Linked DNA regions of Homo sapiens: region 2 is linked to region 1. Evidence: read pairs that join two places in POLR2A ChIA-PET (ENCODE). Cell type or tissue: Panc1. All regions are shown on one strand. Links, peaks and the distances in the headings refer to the core of each region. The heading gives the core; the rest is flanking DNA. Region 1 has its middle 28 kb from the start of SNX9. Region 2 overlaps SYNJ2 (synaptojanin 2).

Region 1 (2,919 bases), core at 217-2,716:
ATGACAATGAAGTAAACAGGGTGCCCACCGAAACATGGTTCTCTTTTCCTTCATTGACATATAGGAGGCCACACTTCTTTGCCCCCTTGCAGTTAGGTGGGATCCTGTGACCAGTTCTGGCCAAAGGAAAGTGAGCAAAAGTGACTGTCGAGAAGCCCCAGTCTCTCTTGTCCTGCTGTGGCAAGTTCCAGATGGCGCAGCCACCAGATGGATCCTCTGGCAGCCTGGCTCCCCACCCAGTCTATTCCCCTCTCTTCCCCCACTGCCTTGCTGACCAACAGTAGAGTTTTTGTGAGAGATGAACTTTAATGCCACTGAGATTCTCAAGGTTAACTTGTACGTCGTAACCTGGCCTGTCCTGACTCACACCTCTCTTCTCTGGTCTGACAGATCCAATATAAATTTAAAAAAGCTATACTCCTTACTAATAGTCCAAACACCATTCCGTTGGCAGTTTAAGGAAATAACATGTGTGAGATTTATCCAAGAAACAGCATTGCGAGCATATTTATATTGAAGGAAGCACTGAAGAAGACAGGAACAATAATTAAGAAAAAAAAAAGATCACTTAAATCCATGGGTTAAAGGCATCCTGACAGACCTCGTTGGCTGTAATTTCATGTGGATCCTTCCTGGGAGTGACTTCAGATTCTGACTTCCTTTATTCCTAAAATGCCAATTCGTCAAGTCACACTTCCTCTTTAAATAAAATACTGATTTTGTTCGTAGTTTTAAATTTAAAATTTTTTACTTACAGGAAGATAAGAAGTATAACTTTTGTCCAGTAACTGGCTAGCTTTGCACCTCTACGTCAAAGATATTTTTAGTGTTATACCACCCCAGACGCTGTTCCAACATTGAAATTGTACTTAGGTTAAATTGGGAAGACTGTTCCCTTTGCCCAAATGTGCTTTTGGCATTATTCCTATGAAAGTTTATAACAAGTTTATGTGTAAAAGCAGAGGGAATAATATAATGAATTACTATAAAATTATCACTTTAATTTTACAATTGTTAATATTTCACCATGTTTCATCTATGTTCCCCTTTGCTGAAGTATTTTAAAACTAGCCCCAGACATCAGGACACTTAACCTTTAAATACATCACTGTACATCTCAAAAACCTAAGGATATTTTCTTATATAATCATAATGCTATCATCATACCTAACAAAATTAACAACATAATTCTTTTACAATATCTGATACCCTATCCACATTCAAGTTTTCTAAAATATCCCTAAGATATGTTTTAATTTTTAAGTTTTAAATTTTTGAGATGTAGTCTCTCTCTGTCGCCCAGGCTGGAGTGCAGTGGCGCAATCTTGGCTCACTGCAACCTCTGCCTCCTGGGTTCAAGCCATTCTCTTGCCTAAGCTTCTCGAGTAGCTGGGACTACAGGCACACTACACCATGCCTAGCTAATTTTTGTATTTTTAGTAGAGATGGGGTTTCACCATGTTGACCAGGCTGGTCACAAACTCCTGACCTCAAGCAATCCGCCCGCCTTGGCCTCCCAAAGTGCTGGGATTACAGGCATGAGCCACCGTGCCCCGCCTCAAGATGTGTTTTTATATTTCATTTTCATATTTGGTTTGATGGGACCTAAACTAGGTGCACATACTGCATATGATTGTTCAGTTTCTAGTCTCTGTTGATCAGTTTACTTTATTTTAAAATTCATCTTGATCTATTTCCTTTCAATTTTCTACTTTTTTTTTTTTTTTAAATTCTGCTCTTCCAAATCTTTTCCTTTTTTGGTGGAGGAAGTTTGAGCAGGACAATATTCTCACCTTGCATCTGGGGAAATCTAGTCTCTTTTTTTTAAGCATCTCATATTCCTGGTCTTTTAAAAAAAGACAATATAAATATAAGCTAAATACTAATTTTTAAAAGTAAGTCATTTAAAACATCTAGCTAATAGGAAGCTAGAGAATAAGTAGAGTTTTATGTTTTATGTATTTCATGTTTGCTAAGTTTATCTGGGTCAGAAAAAGAAACTCTCTTTTATTATAAATCTTTAGATGTAATGGCCTATCAGAAATAAGACTTCTCTTACTAATTCTTCAAGAAAATTTCCTAGTCAAAATAAATAAATAAAATATAAAGATGTTGTGTGTTCGTTTTTAGCAGTCTCTATGGACAAAACAATGTAGTAGTTCAAGAAAATATCATTAATATCAAGTGATTTAGGGAGTAAGAAGACTTGGCTTTAGCCCTGCCTTTACTGTGAACTAATGACTTGAATAAGTTCTGTAAGTTGTCTGAGCCTTAGCTTCTGTGTTAGTCCGTTTTCATGCTGCTAATAAAGACATACCTGAGACAGGGTAATTTATAAAGAAAAAGAGGTTTAATAGACTCACAGTTCCACGTGGCTGGGGAGGCCTCACAATCATGGCAGAAGGCGAAGAAGGAGCAAAGTCATGTCTTACATGGTGGCAGGCAAGAGAGCGTGTGCAGTGGAACTGCCCTTTATAAAACCATCAGGTCTTGTGAGACTTATTCACTATCATGAGAACAGCAGGGGAAAAACCCACCCCTATGACTCAATTACCTCCCACTGGGTCCCTCCCATGACACATAGGGATTATGGGAGCTACAATTCAAGATGAAATTTGGGTGAGGACACAGCCAAACCATATCAGCTTCTTCACGAGAAAGCTTAGCCTAGTTGACCAACAAGATATACTTTTAATATTCTAAAATTTCATAAAGCCAAATGTCTGCAAAATAAGAAAACCATTTTTGTCCCCCAACAAATATACCAGGTCTTAGGGTTTCACATGAGGCTGTTTTCAAAGCAGACCCCTTGGAGCCATGTGGTCATTTACCTGATGGGGCCACCCCTCAAAATATTTTTGTAAGTACTTTCAAATCAGGTTATAAGCCACACAAGAAAATAGGAACTACTGCTTGATG
Region 2 (2,919 bases), core at 321-2,820, 240 kb before region 1:
GCCCACGTGGACAGCCCTGGACTCAGCGCTGGGAAGTGACAGCTCCCCTTCCTGGGTAGCCAGGCTGTCCGGGGTCTCCGATGGATGGGCCAGCCCAGGCACCTCCAGGCTCATCAGCACAGCCTGAAACATAGGCACCCAACCAAGAGCTACCGTGGGTGTAGGGCCACCTTCCTGGGGCCCCGCTACGCATCTCTTGTTAACGAAGTCACCATGGGTTAAGTTATGCTCTCTAGGTGGGGCGGGGGCAGCATCCGCAGCGGCTGCATCTGTGGGTGAGCGGCAGGTGGTGGTGCCCAGCTGTCTGTCAATCACTGCTGCTCCTGGGAGTAAGGTTGGGTGGGGACTTCATGGAGAGCAGCCCTGTCTAGCCCAGAGCCCAGAGGACGAAAAAGGACAAAACACACACACTAGGAAGCCCACAAAGGCTTATGGGAGCCAAGAAATCCCTCCCCAGCCCAGACAAGGAAGGGAGGTGGAGGCAATGTCAACAGCATCGGGCTGTACCCCAGGAGCTGGAAGGGCAGGCTGTTCATATCTCTATGGCCTTGCCAGGCTGCCCGAGGTGGGAGATTCAGGAGATGTGGGGGCAAGGTCCCTGCCTCTGAGCTCTAACAAGCAGGCTGGCAACACAGGAGACAAGCGCCAGTCAGCAGGCACGCGACACGAAGTGGCCAGAGCCAAGGCCCAGCCTGGTCTGTGGTAGGGCTTGTTGGTCTGTAAAAGTGAGAAAGCAAAGATTGCAGCGAGAGTTCTCACAGGGCCACAGGCGCTGCCTGTAAAGCACAGTCCTCTAACAGGAGCCAGCATCCGCGGCCCAGGGTGAGCTGTGTCCCTTCCAAAAACCATATGGTGAAGTACCAACTCCCAGTACTTTAGAACTTGTTTGGAAATAGGGTCTTTGCAGAAGTAATGGGTTAAGATGAGGACAACTGGGCCGGGCTCAGTGGCTCACACCTGTAATCTCAGCACTTTGGGAGGCCGAGGCGGGCAGATCACGAGGTCAGGAGATCGAGACCATCCTGGCTAACACGGTGAAACCCTGTCTCTACTAAAAATACAAAAAATTAGCCGGGCGTGGTGGCGGGCGCCTGTAGTCCCAGCTACTCAGGAGGCTGAGGCAGGAGAATGGTGTGAACCCGGGAGGCAGAGCTTGCAGTGAGCCGAGATTGTGCCACTGAACTCCAGCCTGGGTGACAGAGCGAGACTCCGTCTCCAAAAAAAAAAAAAAAAAAAAAAAGATGAGGACAACTGGAGTAGGGTGGGTCCCTGATCCAGTACGACTGGAGTCCTGGAGAGACACAGGCAGAGAAGGCCACACGAAAACGGAGGCAGAGATGATGGAGAGATGCTTGCCAGAGGCCACCAAGAGCCGGGGCGGTCAGGTGGGCTCAGAAGGGTTCTCCCCAGGGGGACTTCGAAGAGACAGCAGTCCTGCCGACACCTGGATTGCAGACTTCCAGTCTCCAGAACTGGGAGAGAATAAGTGTGTTGTTTTCGGCCACCCAGTTTGGGGTACTTTATTATGGGCAGTCCTAGGAAATGCATGCGGTTTGCTTTCATTTTCCGTGTTAGAATGTCCGGTGTTTTAGGAAGGACAGTGCCGCTAAAGGACAGTGGTTCCCAGGGACTTACTCGATGAGATGCAATAGATGAGACCCCAAGTCTTAAAATTCTGGTTGAAATCCAAAACCAGTATTTTAAATAAAAGTTCAAAATAAAAGGCAAGTGGTAATGAAGTGGGGCAGGGAAGGGACTCTCCCCATGCAGACATCAGCCAGAAAAGAGAAAACCACCCAGCTGGGGCCACAGCTTCTCTCTCTGTCCCCTTTTTAAAATTTTTCAAAATTTAACTTTTATTTTAAGTTCAGGGGTACTTGTGCAGGTTTGTTACATAGGTAAACGCATGTTATGTGGGTTTGTTGTACAGGTTATTTTGTCACCCAGTATTAAGCCTAGCAGCACCCACTAGTTATTTTTCCTGATCCTCTCCCTCCTCCTACCCTCCATCCTCCACCCTCTGATAGGCCCCAGTGTGTGTTGTTCCCCTCTTTGTATCCATGTGTTCTCATCATTTAGCTCCCACTTGTAAGTAAGAACATGCAGTGTTTGGTTTTCTGCTCCTGCCTTAGTCTGCTTAGGGTAATGGCCTCCAGCTGCATCCGTGTTGCTGGAAAGGACACGATCTCATTCCTTTTCATGACTGCATACTATTCCATGCTGTATACAAACCACATTTTCTTTATCCAGTCTACCACTGATGGACATTCAGGTTGATTCCATGTCTTTGCTATTGTGAGTAGGTCTCTGAGGAATCACCACATTGTTCTCCACAATGGTGGAACTAATTTACACTCCCACCAACAGCGTATGAGCGTTCCTTTTTCTCTGCAATCTTGCCAGCATCTGTTATTTTTCGACTTTTTAACAATAGCCATTATTGTGTGAGGAGGTATCTCATTTCACACAAGTCAAATAATATTCACGCAAGTCAAATAATAGCCATTTGACTTGTGTGAGGGGGTAGCTCATTGTGGCTTTGATTCTCATTTCTCTAATGATCAGTGATGTTAAGCTTTTTTCCATGATTGCTGGCCGCATGTATGCCTTCTTTTGAAAAGTGTCTGTTTATGTCCTTTGCCCAGTTTTTAATGTTTTTTTTTTTTTTCTTGGAAATTTGTTTAAGTTCCTTATAGATGCTGGGTGTTAGACCTTTGTCAGATGCATAGTTTGCAAAAATTTTCTCCCATTCTGTAGGTTGTCTGTTCACTCTGTTGATAGTTTCTTCAGCTGTGCAGAAGCTCTTTAGTTTGGTTAGATCCACAATCCTCAAACTAATAAGAGCCATTTATGACAAACCCACAGCCAACACCATACTGAATGGGCAAAAGCTGAAAACCAGCACAGGACAAGGATGCC

The links. ChIA-PET counts read pairs that join two places held together with the same protein. Peaks named below come from ENCODE experiments on the same cell type or tissue, not always from the same donor. Only the 100,000 strongest peaks of a DNase experiment are listed, where the experiment ranks them.
Region 2: POLR2A ChIA-PET joins it to region 1 with 5 read pairs; 1 of 35 experiments calls an interaction of 5 or more read pairs at or near these places.

The regions. Positions count from the first base shown.
Region 1 is chr6:157,793,773-157,796,691 of GRCh38, reverse strand. No RefSeq gene overlaps it. Among named protein-coding and RNA genes, the nearest start is that of SNX9, 28 kb to the left of the region's middle. In Panc1, for the core only: no CTCF peak of the experiment used is centred there; no DNase peak of the experiment used is centred there; H3K27ac peaks cover 345 bases.
Region 2 is chr6:158,035,717-158,038,635 of GRCh38, reverse strand. The region is part of intron 4 of SYNJ2 (synaptojanin 2); the gene reads right to left. Among named protein-coding and RNA genes, the nearest start is that of SYNJ2-IT1, 36 kb to the right of the region's middle. RefSeq lists an enhancer at 388-1,082. In Panc1, for the core only: no CTCF peak of the experiment used is centred there; no DNase peak of the experiment used is centred there; H3K27ac peaks cover 2,033 bases.